2 separate regions of the Homo sapiens genome follow, and region 1 is linked to region 2. Evidence: read pairs that join two places in POLR2A ChIA-PET (ENCODE). Cell type or tissue: GM12878. All regions are shown on one strand. Links, peaks and the distances in the headings refer to the core of each region. The heading gives the core; the rest is flanking DNA. Region 1 holds the start of LOC124903529 (a long non-coding RNA gene). Region 2 holds the start of C15orf39 (chromosome 15 open reading frame 39).

Region 1 (8,320 bases), core at 288-8,287, 89 kb before region 2:
TTGTTGGATATTCTATTTTGCCCAGTATTTATGGTTGTTTACCATGGTAGGGTAAATCTGAGATCAATGAGTCTGCCTTGGCTGGAATCAGGTTTCTCCCTCAGGGGTTTGAGTGGTTGAGGCTAAGTTGAAAGGGTGTGTTTCAGAGCAGCCACAAAGCTGTCTGGACTCTGAGGTCATGCCCAGGAAGCTGAGAGATGAGGAAATGGAAAAAATGAGTTTGCGGAAGCTGGGAGGACAAGAAAAAGCTGAACAAATGCAGGGTGGTTGTGGGGTGTTTGTGAGGGAAGGGAGCGGATGCTGAGAGAGCTCAGGAAGTGCCATAGGACCACTCACCACACCCTGTTGTCTTGAATCCCTAGTGCCCACACGCAGTACCACTCTCCAGCCCCAGGGTCCATGCCTGGACAAGGTCCAGGTCCTACTCTTGGAGTCCTGTGAGGGCCTGTCTCCCTTACTGATAATAATCCCCCAGACTCAAGGGAATCCAAGGGACCTGCTGATCTGGCAACCAAAAGGACTCAACCTCCCACCACCCCAACAGGTAAAGAAACCAAGGCACAGAGAGGTTAGGTTCCCTTCTGAGGGCCACACAGGAATAAGTTGTACAGCCAGGATAAATACCCACATACTGTAAACTCATGAGCCTGAGCTCTTAACAAATGGGTTCTCCTACCTCCCATGAACAAGCACAATCCAGTCTCTTCTCATGAAAGAAAACCTTCTGGACTCAAGCCCCCAAGGCGGCCCATGAGCTCAAGTAGCCTGTGCCCCCTGCACCCTTGGAAGGCATGAGCTTCCTTGGGCCTATACATGGAAGACAAGGCTCTGAACAGGTAGCAAAAGGTCTGGTTATGAACCTTGCTCTGTTAATGATTTGCTCGGGAACCCCAGGCAAGTCACCGTCCTTCTCTGAGCCTCAGTTTTCCCCAACACTTGTGAGGCTATTGTAAATTGATGATAAACCCATGTGGGAGGCTGGGCATGGTGGCTCATGCCTGTAATCCCAATACTTTGGGAGGCCGAGGCTGGTGGATCACTTGAGGTCAGGAGTTGGAGACCAGCCTGGCCAACATGGTGAAACCCCGTCTCTACTAAAAATACAAAAATTAGCCAAGCATGATGGCGCACACGTGTGGTCCCAGCTACTCGGGAGGCTGAGGCTTGAGAATTGCTTGAACCCGGGAGACAGAGGTTGCAGTGAGCTGAGATTACGCCACAGCATTCCAGCCTGGGCAACAGAGCGAGACTCTGTCTCAAAAAAAACAAAACACAAAAACCTATGTGGGAAACAGCCCTTGGGGCTCCCGGTGCCCAGCAGTGCCGGGCCTGTCACTGACCTTGCTCTAGGATGATTCACAGGGACGTCGTGGGTGGCCAGAGGGCTCGTGGGTGGCCAGAGGGCCCCTTGCCTGCAGCAGCAAGAGCAGAATGGCTGGTGTGCCAAGCTTCGGGGCACCAGTGGGCAATAGGAGAATTCTGTCAGTGCTGGGGAAGGGAGTAAGGAAGCAAGAACAGCCTTCAGGCGTGGGTCTCCCAGCCACAGGGGCTGTAGGGGAGACCCCGGAAGGAGGATGGGGCAGCTGTCTTAGAATACCAATCACCCAAAGGAGCCCATATTCCATGTTTACCAGGAGTACCAGGGTCCTCAATATCGTCTTCACTTGCATTTATTTGCATTTTTTGCTTATAATTTGTCATTTGGTGGGGTCTCATTTCATATCACAGTCTCTACTTTTTCCTCCCTATTTGGGCACAGGGAGAGGTGGACCTTCAGCTAAGTCCTCCTCGGGGAATTTCATTTTAACTCTCAATATACCTTCAGACTCCATTAGACCCAATTTTAATTTTAATTTTTAACCAACCTTTCTTTCTTCTTTCCTTTCCTTCGTTCTTTCTTTCTTTCTTTCTTTCTTTTTTTTGACAGGGTCTCACTCTGTCTCCCAGGCTAGAGTGCAGTGGCACAATCTCAGCTCACTGCAACCTCTGCCTCACAGGTTCAAGCCATCCTCCTGCCTCAGCCTCCCGAGTAGCTGGGACAACAGGTGCGTGCCACAACGCCTGGCTAATTTTTGTATTTTTTGGTATTCTTATTTTTAGTAGAGAGGGGGTTTTGCCATGTTGCTCAGGCTGGTCTTGAACTCTTGAGCTCAGTGATCTGCCTCCCTCGACCTCCCAAAGTGCTGGGATTACAGGCATGAGCCATCATGCCTGGTTGAAGTTTCTTTTTTGAGCAGTTCAAACGATTTATGAGGATTATTTTATTACTTTTATTTTTTCACGGAGGTCTCCCAAAACCAAAGAGAACTTTTATTTATTTATTTATTCATTTATTTTTTTGAGATGGGGTTTCGCTCTTGTTGCCCAGGCTGGAGTGCAATGGCACAATCTCAGCTCACTGCAACCTTCACCTCCCGGATTCAAGTGATGCTTCTATCTCAGCCTCCCAAGTAACTGGGATTACAGGTGCCTGACACCATGCCCAGCTAATTTTTTTTTTGTTGTTGTTAGTAGAGACAGTGTTTCACCATGTTGGCAGACTGGTCTCAAACTCCTGACCTCAGGTAATCCTCCTGCCTTGGCCTCTCAAAGTGCTGGGATTACAGGCGTGAGCGACTGCACCTGTCCACTTTCTTTTTTTTTTTTTTAATAAAAAAGAATGAAGGGCTGGGTGTAGTGGCTCATGCCTGTAATTTCTGCATTTCCAGAGGCCAAGGAGGGCAGATTGCTTAAACTCAGGAGTTCGAGACCAGCCTGGGCAACAGGGTGAAACCCTGCCTCTATGAAAAAATACAAAAATTATTTGGGCTCAGTGGCACACCCCTGTACTCCCAGCTACTTGGGAGGCTGAGGTGGGAGGATTACTAAGCCCAGGATGCAGAAGTTGCAGTGAGCCGCTGCACTCCAGCCTGGATGACAGAGGAGACCCTGCCTCAAAAAAAAAAAAAAAAAAAAAAAGAAGAAGCTTATTTTATCTTGTAATTATCATATGGATCTACTGGATCATTTGTAAATCTAAAATATATTATGAGATCTTCATGATCTTATTTTTCCTATATCATAAAACATTTTGCTATTGTATTCCCTCAGGAACTATTTCATCATTACTCATCAATTATTCCCAACCCATGCTTTGAAAAAAAGACTAAAATAGTAAGAAAACAGAAGAATGATGGAATTGCCTGAATGACTCAATAGTGACATGAGTCATTGCTATTTCACCAATTTTCAGTTTTCTTATTGCCTTGTCCAAAGCATTAGGACCGTCTTTCAAGAAAGTGTAAAAAGTCCAGAGATATCATCTTTGTATTTTTTTTTAGCTTTCATTGCACACAGTTAAGAATTCAGAATTGTTCATTTTCCTACAAAGAGGAAAGAGAAGGAAACTGACAGAGGAAGACATTTCACAGCTATTAGAGCAATCAGTAGATGAATGCAACGCGACAAACAGCAGCACTCTAGACTGTAATGATGAGGTAAAAGCATCGTATGAGCAAAATCTTCAGATGATGACATCATGCATGAATTTTCTCAAACCCAAGAATTGTCCCTATTTTCCCAGGGGTAGGGGAGAACTAGAGAGGGATGGCTCTTTGCCCAGGGTCACTCAGCTCTTGCTCTGTCCTGTTGCTCAGAGATCTGTGACTGAGCCAGCCCCTCCTGTAGCATACAGTAGATGCTGCCCCGCAGGATGGGACAGGGCTGGACCTTGAGGTGAAGAGGCTGTCTGGATACCTGCTCCTGACTGCTAGCTCTTCGCCCACCTCACCTGCCACCTGTCCTTTGGCGTTGGGTTCTTGAGGCCGTGGTTTCCCTCTGGGTGGTGACTCAGTGCCCACAGCCCGCCTTGCATGTGATCTTCCCCTCCCCTGGGCCTCACTGACTGCCCCAGCAAGAGGCAGCTGTGGTTTCCCCTGAAGCAGCAACCACGAACTGCCAAGCCCACCCCACCCCTCCGTGTCCTAGCCCCAACCTCGGGGCCTCAGCTGAAGGAGAGATGGGGAGGCCTCATAGGCCCATGGCACTTGGTGTTTACAACGAGCTTAGCCCTCACAGCATGAGTGTGGAAAGTATTATCCCTATTCAATTGATGAGGAGAGTGAGGCCAACATGTGTGAGGGGCTTATTTCATTTATGCATTCATTTATTCTACAAGCGTCTCTCAAAAGCCCACTAAAACCCAGGACAGTAGACCCAGAGACACGATGTCCAGATGTACCTCAGGAAGGACTGGCCCTGGCGGCGGGAGGGTCGTGAGTGCTCAGCTCTCCAGGGATTGCCCCCAGCTGCAGAGATTTGCCTCCTCTGCCTCGGCCTCCCATGCCTTTCTCTGGGCAGCCTCATATCCAAGGACTAATCCAGCTGGGTACTAATTCAGGCCCGGCTATTTAAGCCCTGTGTGGGGCGGTGACAGGTCATTCGGAGCTCCCAGTGAGGCAGCTGAGGCCAGGGTTGGGCCTGTCTTGCAGCTGGACTTCTTCTCCCTCTGCCCAGTTTGGCCTCTTTGCCTTCCCTTCTCCAGGTGCTGTCTGCAAGAGCTCTCCCTAACAGACATCCCTCACAGTAACTCCGAGCCCAAATCCACTTCCTGAGGAACCCACCCTGCAACCCTCGGCTTTCAAAGAGTGGCCAGCCTCATGGCACAGAGGCATGTAAACCACCCGGGTGGGGAGAGAATAGGCCCAGGGAGACACAGCCACCGGGGCCCAGAAAGCTGGCTTTGGTTTTGTGGGGGGTGTGGGCCGCAGAGTTCAGGATTGGGGCGTGGCAGCAAGGCAGGGGCCCAAGCGCCTGAAAACCACAGCCCACCCCCTTGGCTTGGAGAAGGGCGAGGTCCCCACCTGTCTACCATGATTTTCTCAGACCCAGTCTGCTCCAATAAGCAGCCCCCGCTCGGCTGGACCGTCTCCCAATTTCCCTTCCCAAATACATACTCTGACTGTGGGTCTAGATGCCTCCTACATCCTGAGTGCCTTGTGGCCAGCCAGCAGCAGCAGCAGAGCTGCCCAGAGGAACTGTGCTGGATCTAGTAGGGGGAGAAGGGAGAACAGGCCCTTCTGGGACCCCAAGATCCCGTGCAGGGAGCACATCTGGGTTCCAAACCCACAAAAGGAAACGTGGCCAAGAAAGCAACCAATCTCCACCCCCGGCAGGGTTGGGCTGCACCGCCATACTGTGACTGTGCTGGCTACAGTCCCATGGCGATGGGGAACTCACAGCCCCGTGCCCCTCCAACCAGAGGTCCCTGGGCTGGGCAACTTAGATAATTAGGAAGGTCTTCCTTCCCTTAAGGTCCTCCTCTGGCCTCTGGAGCTATGGGATCTGCTGTTCTTTGGTACCAGTAATCCACATGTGAGGCCCCATTTTTCTCCTAAGTCACTGTAGGATCTTGGGCCTCAGTTCTCCATCTGTTTAGCAAGGGAGAGCAGAGGAGAGCCAGTCCTTCCACTTCCCACCTGCCCTGACATTTTATGACTCAGTGATACACTGACGCCTGTCCCGTTCTGCCTCCTTGCCTTCTCTCCTCCAAGTTGCCCAGCTCCATCACCTTCCCTGCCCCTCCCTTGACCTTCCACCTCCCCTGGGCTGACAAGAGCTGAGGGTGGTCAGAAGTCGGCCCGGCTTCCCACCTGACACAGAGGACTGCTCGAAGGAGATGCTGGTCACTAAGAGCAGGGCAGCAGCTGTAACAAGCCAGCATTCTGGAAGCTCCTGGAAATCATATTGCAGAATGCTGGCCTGGCAAGGGGTGAGGGTAAGGGTCTAGGGTGGGGAACAGTGAGTTCTATATAGCAGGGGAGCCAGGACAAGTGCTGTCCATGCTGGAATGCTTCGTTCTGAGCAAGAATGACATCACAGACAACCCCTGCTCCATGCTTATTACCATGGGCTGCCCAAACCCCCACCCACACAGGGAGGGCAGCGGGAGGGGACAGAAATGAATGGGCACAAGCTGTGGCATAAATTCTGGTGGAGGATGGAGGGAAACGATGCCAGAGCATCTAGCCAGGCCATAGCCTCACAAGCTCTGTCCCTGAGACAGGATTTCTGCAACACTGGAGAGGGATGGTACCCAGCCATCCATGACTTCTGTGCCAGGCCCGACTTGTGTTTAATTGTATACATTATTAATGGAACTGGTGGCAAGGGGCTGGGGCTCAGTCTGTGACCAGCATCAGGGCTCAGTCTATGACCAGGTTCAGTGCTTTATCTAGGACCAGGACCAAGACTCATTCTGTGGTAGGATCAGGGCTTAGTGAGTGATCAGGATGAGAGCTCAGTCTGTGACGAGATCATGGGCTCAAGCCTATAGCTCACATTAAGGATCCCCTCCGGGTGGGGCTCAGAGCCAGGGACATTGTGGAAAGTGTCTGAAGGCAAGGTGGGGTCAGCTGGGAGAGAGGGGAGAAGTGGAAGCATGAAGGCCAAGAGGTCCCTGGGCCTGAGGCCAGCTGTGTGAAAACAGAAAAGAGAGTCAGGACTCCAGCTCTGCCACTCACTGGCTGTGTGATTTTGGAGAGTTACTTCCCTTTTTGAGGTCTATGTTGTCTTGTGCGTAAAATGGGAATATTAGGCCGGGCACAGTGACTCACACCTGTAATCCCAGCACTTTGGGAGGCCGAGGCAGGCAGATCACGAAGTCAAGAGATTGAGACCATCCTGGCCAACATGGTGAAACCCCGTCTCTACTAAAAATATAAAAATTAAAGCCCAGGCGAGGTGGCTCACGCCTGTAATCCCAGCACTTCGGGAGGCCGAGGTGGGAGGATCACGAGGTCAGGAGATCAAGACCATCCTGGTTAACACGGTGAAACCCCATCTCTATTAAAAATACAAAAAATTAGCCTGGCATGGTGGTGGGCGCCTGTAGTCCCAGCTGCTGGGGAGGCTGAGACAGGAGAATGGTGTGAACCCAGGAGGCAGAGCTTGCAGTGAGCCAAGACTGCACCACTGTACTCCAACCTGGGCAACAGAGTGAGACTGTCTCAAAAAAGACAAAAAATGAGCTAGGCGTGGTGGCAAGCACCTGTAGTCCCAGCTACTTGGGAGGCTGAGGCAGGAGAATCACTTGAACCCGGGAAGCAGAGGTTGCAGTGAGCCAAGATCACGCCACTGCACTCCAGCCTGGCAACAGATCAAGACTCCGTCTCAAAAAAAAAAAAAGGGGGGGAATATTAGTTAGGTGCAGTGGCTTACAACGTTAATCCAGCACTTTGGGAGGCCAAGGCGGGAGGACAGATTGAGCCTAGGAGATTTGAGACCAGCCTGGGCAACACAGTAAGACCCTGTCTCTATAAAAAATTTAAAAGGTAGCTGGGCATGGTGGGGCCCGCCTGTAGTCCCAGCTACTTGGGCGGCTGAAGCAAGAGGATCGCTTGCGCCCAGTAATTCAAGGTTGCAATGAGCTACAATTGGGCTACTGGGCTCCATCCTGGGTGACAGAGTGCGACCTTGTCTCTGAAAAATAATAATAATAAAATTTTTAAAAGTGGGAATTTTGACTTCTGTTCTGCCTTTGAGATAGAGTCTTGCTCTGAGTCACCAACATGCAAGTTACTATTTCACAAAGCACCAAGAACCCTTATCAATACCTGCCTCCCAAGATTATTCACAGGAGTGAGAATGCACTTCATGAGACAGCAGAAAAAATGGGGAGGGGTTGTTTGCTCAATTTCCAAAGGAGAATTGCTTCAGACAGGAAAATCTCAAAAGGAAACAGCCTTACTGTTGTCATGGCTTCTCCTCACAGTTCTTCTGGTCAGTTTTTATTCCCCAAAATAATGTGTACAGAGTATTTACAGTCAGAGAATGCTAAAGGATTACAACAAAAATAACACGCTCTTTACCCCACGTCAGCCTGCTCGCCAAAAGCAGCCATTTCAACTTATTCAGTTGTTTCTTCTGGTTTTTACTCCCTAAATAAAGCATTGATTTCAATTCTGGTTATCTCCCAAGAGGTCCAATTTAGATGCTGTCTCTAGGGCTCCCTATTGTGACAGAGGAGGTTCACTTACACTCTTTCTCCTCTCCTTTCAATATCATACCACCACAACTCTTGGTTACATTCACAATCACTAAAAAGTGTTTATGGCTGAAACAACTAATATACTATCTTTTTCAATCTCCTTTCCCCCACAGAGTTAATCATTGTCTCATTTTTTTCACTTGCTTATTTTCTTTGACCCATGATTAGATCTTCTGCAAAAGCCCAGTAAGATAATTCTCAATACTGATTTTCACTATCAGTTCCAGTTCCTTAATTTTTTTTTCCCTTGAGACACCCTTTCTGGAGCCCTCAGTTCTCCTGCCTCCATCTGAG
Region 2 (8,320 bases), core at 98-8,097:
ATAGCAACCCTCCAGGGCTGGAAGTTTTCCTATCCCCACTTCTCAATGAGGAAACTGAGGCTCAGAGAGGCCAAGCAACTGATTCAAAGTCACACAGTTCCTAAGTGACAGTTTGGGGACTCCAAAGTCACCATCTCTCACAATGGGAAGGGGGTTGTTGTTATTTTTTGGCCAGCCTGCTTCCTTCCCCCTTTCCCCTCCCTCCCTGCCTGCCATCATCTGCCTGGTGAGTTTGCATCACTCCTAGGGCCCAGGGGTCCAATTAGGGGACTCCCCCAGGGAAGCTGACTGAGGCAATCCATGCCCCAAGGGGGCCTCCCTGAGCTGAAGTTTTAATTAGCCATCACTGCTCTCCCTGAAACTCTGACCTGCCCATAGCTCTACCATCCCAGGCTGGCCTTGTGGCAGGAGGCAGAAGGCAGGACTGGCGTTCAACCCAGCTGCGCAGCAGAAGCTGCCCTGGCAGAGCAGAGAGATGTGGCCAGGCTTCCCTCCCACACAGCTCTCTGTATCCACCTCAGCATCACCTCATTTAGTCCAGTAAATGGATTACAAAATAAATGGACTAAGCGACTTCATCCATTAAATAGATTAAATACATTAAATGAGCTAATATTTGTGAAGCATTTAAACAGCGCCCGGTACATAGTAAAGACTAGGAGTGTTTGTTAAATTAAAAAAACAAGTCAGCAAGGATGAGGGGAACAAGGTACCACCCAGGGCCCAGAACTATTCTTGGACATAAAGATGGCACATTCCTGGGTCACTTGGCAATGGTGGGTGGCCCATGTGTGGGCGGTCAGCATCTGTAATCCTGCCCCCTGCAATGTGGGAAGCTTGGGGTGTGGAGGGAGGGAATGGATGGGTATGTGCCAGGCACTGCACTAAGCATTCATGCCCTACAAGCCATCTTAGGAGATGGGTTACCATCCCATTTTTCAGAGGAGGTGGTCAAGGTTCACAGAAGCAATCAACATGTCCACAGCTGGCAAGGTGGCTCATGCCTGTAATCCTAGCACTTTGAGGGGCCAAGTCAGGAGGTTTGCTTGAGGCCAGGAATTTGAGACTGGCCTGGTCAACATGGCAAAACCGCATCTCTACAAAAAAAATAGAAAAATTAGGTGGGCGTGGTGATGCACACCTGTAGTTCCAGCTACTTGGGAGGCTGAGGTGGGAGGATCACTTGAGCCCAGGAGGTGGAGGTTGCAGTGAGCTGAGATCGCACCATTGCACTCCAGCCTGAGCCACAGAGCCAGACTCCATCTCAAAAAAACAAAAAAACAAAACAAAAAAAACCATGTCCAAGAAAGCACAACCATGAGAGGCAGGGCAGGATTTATTGTTTATTATCATTATTATTTTTTGTTTTCTTTCTGTTTATTTGTTTTTGTTTAGGGCAGGATTTAGATCCAAAACCTAAGCCCTGCACACCAGAAAATCCGACTCCTTGTGCCCCTCCCACACCTACTCAGGGCAAGAAGGCCACAGGGCCACACCCCCAGATGCAAAAGGGAGAAGGGTGCCTTTCTCTGCTCCCACTCAGCTTCCCCTCAACCTCCAGGAAACCTGAGGGCTCTGAGTATGGCTGTTTGTGTTGAGGACCCAAAACCCCTTTTCTGGGGCCAGGCTGTGAGTCTAAGGTGAGATGATAACAGGGAGTTTCTGAAGCACTGCACCCCTACTCTGGGGAGCAGGAGGCCTCCTGACCGTGACCCCAGTCTCCCACCCTGCTTGGCTGCTCACCTCCCGCCTCAGCAGCAGCGCCGCTGTGCCAGCCCTGAGCCAGAGCCAAGCCCTCCTTGGACGCGGTTGCCTGGTAACCAGCCCTAAGTGACGGCAACCCCAGCGGGCCGCTAATGAGGGGGCAGCAGCCAACCACCTGGCCAGACCCAGCCGCCTCAGCCAGCCTTAGAAAGGCTTCCACGATAGTCCACCTGGCCTGCCCACGGTAGGAGGGGAGGGTGCCCCAGCACTGGGGGAGGGGACATGGTGGGGCGAGGAGGAGCTGGGTTGGCGGCCCCCCAAAACCTTTGAACTGGGGATCTGGGGGAAGGTGACTCCCGATGAAGGCCAAGTCTTGACCAAAGCGCGGGGCGGGCACTGGGCTGGAGTCAGGGCTGCGGGTAGGGCCCGCCCAGGCCCCAACCACCACCCTGGAAACAGCTGTGATGGCTCTGCCCAGGGCGCCGAGGCCGGGGGAAGGGATCTCCAGGGAGAGGCCCTGGATGGGGAGAGGAGGTGATGAGGGCGGCTGGCAGGAGTCCAGGCTCTGGGTAGGGGAGCAGCTCCTGCAGCACGGGGGGAAATGCATCAGCCCCTCCCCTCTTTGCAGGGGTCCCCCTCCTCTTCTCCTCACACCCCTACCCCAGGCTGATGGCCTCCAAGGAGGGGGCTGCAGGCAGCATGAGGCAGGCAGGTGGAGCTCGGCCAGGTGTTTTTCCATCCTAGGTCTGACAGGGGAGGAGGGGATAGAGAGGCAGTGGCAGAACCAGGAGGAGGCCTGGTGTATGGACTGGACAGGCCTTCAGGAGACCTGGGTTCTGGAGCTGCCTGCCTGAGACCCCAGGCAGGTAGCTGGCCCTCTCTGCGTCTCATTTGCCCCATGTTGAAATAGGGGCTAGAAACAGGCTACTGCTGGTGTCCTGGGTCCTAAGAGGCTGAGACGGGGAGTCCAGGGGCTTTAGGGGAGCTCTGGGCAGCAGAGGTTCCTTCAGGCTCTCATCTCTGGGCCTGGGTAGGTTTTTCTGCCTTTCTTCCCTTTCAGATGTGCATAGCCCTCCTTCACCATTAAACCTTCACTCCATAACTACAGCCTGACTCAGCCCTGTGGTGGGCACTAGAGTCACAGCCCAAGGGCAGACCCAGGCCCCACCCTGGAAGAGGTCCCTCCCCAGTATAAGAGAGAAGCCAGGCTTATAGCCAGGCAATTTCAGCACAGGAAGCTGAGGCTAAAATGGAGGTGAGTTCAAAATGCTCTGGGACCTCAGAAGAGATGACCAAACCCAGCCTGGAGCTCAGGGAAGGCTTCCTGGAGGAGGGATCCCAAGCCGATTTTTTTTTTTGACGGGGGCTGTGTCAGGTCTTGGTTTGTTGCCCAGCCTGAAGTGCAGTGACCTGATCACAGCTTAGTGCAGCCTGAACCTCCTGGGCTCAAGTCATCCTCCCACCTCAGCCTCCCGAGTAGCTGGGACCACAGGTGTGTGCCACCATGCCTGGAAATTTTTTTTATTTGTCCTGCTCTGTTGCCCAGGCCAGTCTTGAACTCCTGGGCTCAAGTGATCCTCCAGCCTCTGCCTTCCAAAGTGTGGGAGGATTTCAGGCATGAGCTACCGTGCCCAGCCTCTGAGCTGAGTCTGAAAGGCCAACAGGAATTAGCAAGGAAAGCCAGACAAGCAGCCAAGGCAGATGGAGAGCATATTCCAAAGTGTGGAGGTGTGACCTGAAAGGAACCTTGGCTGGCTGGGGAGACAATCGGGACAATCAGGAGACATGCCAAAGCCAGACTGGGGAACTGGAACCTGAGGCCACCGAGGAACCACAGGAGACTCCAAGCTAGGAGTGACCGGTTACACACAGGCATTAGAAAGCTCTCTGTGGAGGCAGGCAGGGAATATTTCCTGCTGCCTCCAGCACCAAGCCTCCAATGGCTGGGCTTTGGCACAGCCAGAGTGAGACATCACAGTCCCCCCCTCCCTGAGTCCAAGGCCCAGCAGTCCTGTTCCTGAGGCCTCTCTCCCACTGTGGCAGACCCACCTCCACACAAGCACCCATCTCACTGGAGGCAATGGTCTGTTTGAAGCCTGGGAGACAGCACTGGGACCCATCTACTGCTGTACCCTCAATGCCAGCATAAAACCTGGAGATCCTCAATATGTGACAGAAGGAAGGATGGGAAGGAGAGAAGGAAAATCAGCCCACCCTAGCTGTTAATTAAAGAATGTTCCCCTCCTCTGCAGGAGTCCCTAAATCTTTTTTTTTTTTTTTTTTTTTTTTTGAGATACAGTCTTACTCTGTTGCCCAGGCTAGAGTGCAGAGGCACGATCTCAGCTCACTGCAACCTCTGCCTCCCGGGTTCAAGTTCCTCTGCCTCCTGAGTAGCTGGGATTACAGGCTTGTGCACCATGCCGGCTAATTTTTGTTTTTTAGTAGACATGGGGTTTCCCCATGTTGGCCAGGCTGATCTCAAACTCCTGACCTTAAGTGATCTGTCTGCCTCAGCCTCCCCAAGTGCTGGGATTAAAGGCGTGAGCCACTGCACCTGGCCAGGGTCCCTAAATTATTGTGCATGGTTTGTTGTTGTTGTTGTTGTTGTTTTCCTAGCCAACAGGCCAGCAGATGCAGTCTTCCAGAGGGGCCCAGTGAAAGCCTGCCCCACTTCTCAGTCTTAGGGCCTCCCCTCTGAGCAAGTCTGATTTTCTCTGGAGGTAGTGGGGGGGGGGCTCCTTCGGAGTTTGAGAGGCTCCCACTCCCTGCTCACTGTGGCAAAGCAGCAGGCTGCCCCCACCCCCAGCCTCCCCTGCAGAAGGATGCCCTGATTTCCCAGTACACCTTTGGAAAGTGGCTCACCTCACCCCAATCAGACCCCATGGCCCTGTCCTCCTGCCCAGGTCCTATCCAACCCAGATCCCTACGACGCTCTGAGTCCATGCTGATGGCCACCGACGCAGCCCAGCTTCAGGCTCTGCTTGCTTTAGTGGCAGCGGGTTCCTGAACAACAATTGTGTCTGAGCCCTCCCTCAGAAGGCACTGGAGTCACACAGTCCTCCAGGGACAATCCTAGCTCTCCATTTCTTGGCTATGTGGACAAGTGGCCTCCCCCTCCTCCTCTAGAGCTACTGTTACTGGTTGAGGGTAGTTGCCCAGGTTCTTGGTGTTTTGAACAAAGAATTGGACAAAAGGCACAAGCAAGGCAGCAAAACCTCCAGCAAGAGGCTCAGGAGCACTGGTTACAGAATTTTCTGGGGTTTATATACCCTCTAGAGGTTTCCCATTGGTTCACCCTAGTAGCCCGCAACCAGTCTGATTGGTTGAAGAGTAGGCCCACGACCAGTCTGATGGGTTGTGGGAGGGGACCAATCAGAGGCACTTTCACTTTCCAGCTGCCACTCAGCAACTGCCATACAGCAAAAGGAGGGATTGCAACTACCATGCAGCAACTGCCACCTTGAAAGAGAAGGGGTTGAAGAGTAGTCTCTAATATCCAGCACCAGTTGGCCTTAGGTTCCCTGCCTCCAGACCTTATTCTCCTGCAACATCACCACTGGTTGAAACCTTACTACAAATCAAGCTGTGAAGTCACTGGAGCCCTGTAGCAAGTCATGTCCCTGTAACGATGAGTGAGCTGACAGCTAAGGGGCTTGCCTAAACCACACAGGTCAGTGGATCAAACCCCAGTGTGCTTGTTTTTCAAACTCCTGCTTCACATGGTTGTAAGAATTAAATGAGATATCAATTATCTCATAGATAGATGTAGGAGCTCCATGCCCAACCACTGACACTGAGATATCCCTCTTCTGGGAGGGGAGAGGGAGCAATGAGGAAATAGAGGGCAGACAGGGCAGCAAAAGCAGTCTGAGGGGCCTCTCAGGAGGAGGCAGTGTCTATAGCTGGGTCTGCAAGGATGGAAGGGGGCATTGCTGTGTGTCTTAGGGAAAGGTGCCATACTTCTCTGTTTCTCTGCCTGTAGAGTAGCTGCCAGCTCCACCTCACACGCCTCTGGGGTAAGGGAGCTCCTCCAAGGAAGGAGATTTGTAAATAGCAGGTGTGGCCTCATTAGAGGGAGCACCATTGTTATTAATAACCATAAAATAATGAGCCAAGGCTCAGGATCTGACCTTTTACCTTGCATTCCCAGGGAGCCAGGAGAAGTAACTGGTGTCTGGGGTGGGGTGGAAGAGGAGTGTGTGTGTTGCATGTGAAACCTGGGCAGACCTGGTAGTGGTAGGGGTGGGGTGGGGTGAGGAGAAACCTCCTTTTTACACTACTTTCTTTTTCTGTGTTAACTCTACTCGGGAAGGCCATATAAGGACAGACTGTTCCCTTCTCTGCTTTTATTCACACTATTCCTTCTGATTAGAATATCACATCTCTGCAAGACCACAGTCCTGATAAAAACATGTGGAGCTCCCAAGGCAGTTATCTTGTATTGATTGCCTTCATTCTCTATAGGCTCCACAGACGACCATTGGTATAGGGAGGAAAATGGCAAGGTCAGAGCCTTCAGGAGCTCATAGTCTGGGGACACTCTATGAGCTTCCTAGAGTTTACAAGCAATTTCCCACACTGATGTTGGCCGACACCACAGTTGCTAAGGCAGGTCTCTCACTGCTCTCTTTTTGCAATGAGGAAATTTGAGGCTCAGAAAGTTACAAAGTAGCTCCCAAGTCCCCCAGTGTTGCCTCCTTTCTTTGGCAGTCCAGGGTGTTTAAGTGATGCCGAAAAGGAACAGACATACTGTTGAGTGGGGCTGCTGTCTGTGTGAGGTGTCCCTGAATTAACACAAGGCTCAGCAGTGCTGCAAATCTTAACTAGCCCCTATTGTCTCAGATGGCTGCTCATCCTGGCCTGGTTGGGTCCCATTCCAACTCAGGGAAATTGGAGAGACCACTGGGCACATCTGAGCACACAACCTGAGCGTCCTAGACCCCAAGGGCTAAGAACACAGCCCTCCTTCCACCCCACTAGCAGGGCAGGGACAGGGTCGCCGGCGCGGTGCTGGAGGAGGAGGGGCGAGCAGAGTTGGTAAGGGGCAAGAGCAGTGAATAGCCTGTGACCCACGGGGCTGCAGGCTGGGGTTAAGGGTATGATGTTTGGTGTGACCCCTAGCTGTCCGCGCGCAGATGTATTTTCCTGACGCTAAGGTGTGGCTGCAGGAAGGGCCCCAGGCTGGGAGCCAGGAGATCTGGGATTTTGTCCCAGCCTGCTGAGTGACCTGGGGAAAGCCCCAACCCTCTCTGAGTGTCTCTCCCTATATGGTTCCCGACTCTATTTCTAAGGTCCTTCCAGCTCTAAATGAAGTGACACTCTCCCCCCACCTCCCGCCCCCGCTCCCCAGGTGACCTCACTTCCTCTTCCTACCTGCAGCGCCCAGCCCCTCCTCCTCAGCTCCAGCTGCTCCAGCTGCTTGGTGATTCTTGGAACCTGCAGCCTCAGGCCTGCTCTGCTCTGACTCAGGCAGAACTTACCTTTGGGATCTGAGGGGATAGTTTTGCTTCCTGAACTGACTCTGACCTTTGGCATGTCCACCTGCCCTCCCCTTCCCCACTGCACACACCTGTTCCCAGTCCTCGGGCAGCCCAGGAGCTTTGACGGACCAGATTCCTTCAGATAAAGTAGCAGCACTGAGGGGCTCTCATCCACAGTCAGATGGTCCAGGGAGAGGCACCCCTTCCCCCCTCCAGCCTCTCTTTGCAACACACCATTCCTGGCTGGGCGTGCTCCACTCCACCCGCCTCACAGGCTGCGCGCCGGTCTGCCTCATGGAGGGAGCCTCACCCAGGCTACTTTGCAAATCCCCCAGCACCCTCATTCCCGGCCCTTCCAGGGATGGGGAGATTGCCGCTTCCTCAGACAGTTGCCGTGCCCTAGCAGGAGTCTGGAAATTGCCCTCATTGACTACAACGAAATGAGGGGACAGATCAAGGAGCCCTTCTCCAGCCCCCTAATACACTAGTGCTGGACAGGGGAATGCCGGCACCTACTGTGTGCCAGATATTTGCAAACACCCTTTTCCAAGCTTACACCGCCACCGCTATGAGGAAGACAGAATTCCACTTTTGCAAATAAGGAAACTGAAGCTCAGCGAGGTCAAGCGGCAGGCGCAAGGTCACATCGCAGCAAGTGGCAGTGAATGAACGATCTAAGGGAGCGACTGAGGGCGCGTGACGGGCCCGCCGGGCACTGGTTCGTGGAGCGTGGCGGTTACGGGCGGTGCACAGCGCCCGCAGCCCGCTCCTAGCGAGCTGGCCCCACGCGGGCCCTCCGCACCCGCTGCCCACAGGAGCGCAGGCTCCCAGAGGCGGGGCCGGGCTCTTCCCCAACCCTGCGAGTCGCCCCGCCCCCGCCCCGCCCCCAGCCCGCCCCGCCCGGGACCGCAGACGGCGCCCAGCGGCGGCGCGAACGGCAGCTAGGAGGGTTGCTCCGGGCTTGGTGCTCACTGCGACTTCCCGCGCAGGGCCCGGTCGGACTAGGACCCGCGGCCTGAGAGACGCTGGAGGATGCGGACGCGGAGGCCGCCTGGGGTAGCGGCGGCGGGAGTCCTGGCGCTCTGCAGGTAGGAGCTCGCCCGCTCGGCGGGCGCGGAAACTTGGGCCGAGTTTGC

The links. ChIA-PET counts read pairs that join two places held together with the same protein. Peaks named below come from ENCODE experiments on the same cell type or tissue, not always from the same donor. Only the 100,000 strongest peaks of a DNase experiment are listed, where the experiment ranks them.
Region 1: POLR2A ChIA-PET joins it to region 2 with 13 read pairs; 20 of 35 experiments call an interaction of 5 or more read pairs at or near these places.

What each region holds. Positions count from the first base shown.
Region 1 is chr15:75,104,833-75,113,152 of GRCh38, forward strand. It overlaps LOC124903529 (a long non-coding RNA gene), which reads left to right and starts at 2,016. Exons shown (of 2, transcript XR_007064720.1): 1 at 2,016-2,045; 2 at 3,321-7,496. RefSeq lists enhancers at 6,138-6,207, 8,133-8,222, 8,253-8,302. In GM12878, for the core only: no CTCF peak of the experiment used is centred there; DNase peaks (open chromatin) are centred at 867, 3,839, 7,647 and 8,179; H3K4me3 peaks cover 508 bases; H3K27ac peaks cover 6,672 bases.
Region 2 is chr15:75,193,788-75,202,107 of GRCh38, forward strand. C15orf39 (chromosome 15 open reading frame 39) reads left to right here and starts at 8,095. Exons shown (of 3, transcript NM_015492.5): 1 at 8,095-8,272. It overlaps LOC107984772 (a long non-coding RNA gene), which reads left to right and starts at 1,886. Exons shown (of 2, transcript XR_001751617.2): 1 at 1,886-1,948; 2 at 3,251-3,953. RefSeq lists enhancers at 1,509-2,053, 2,322-2,381, 5,772-5,841, 6,252-6,431, 7,698-8,320 and a silencer at 7,902-8,320. In GM12878, for the core only: no CTCF peak of the experiment used is centred there; a DNase peak (open chromatin) is centred at 5,084; H3K4me3 peaks cover 2,671 bases; H3K27ac peaks cover 3,200 bases.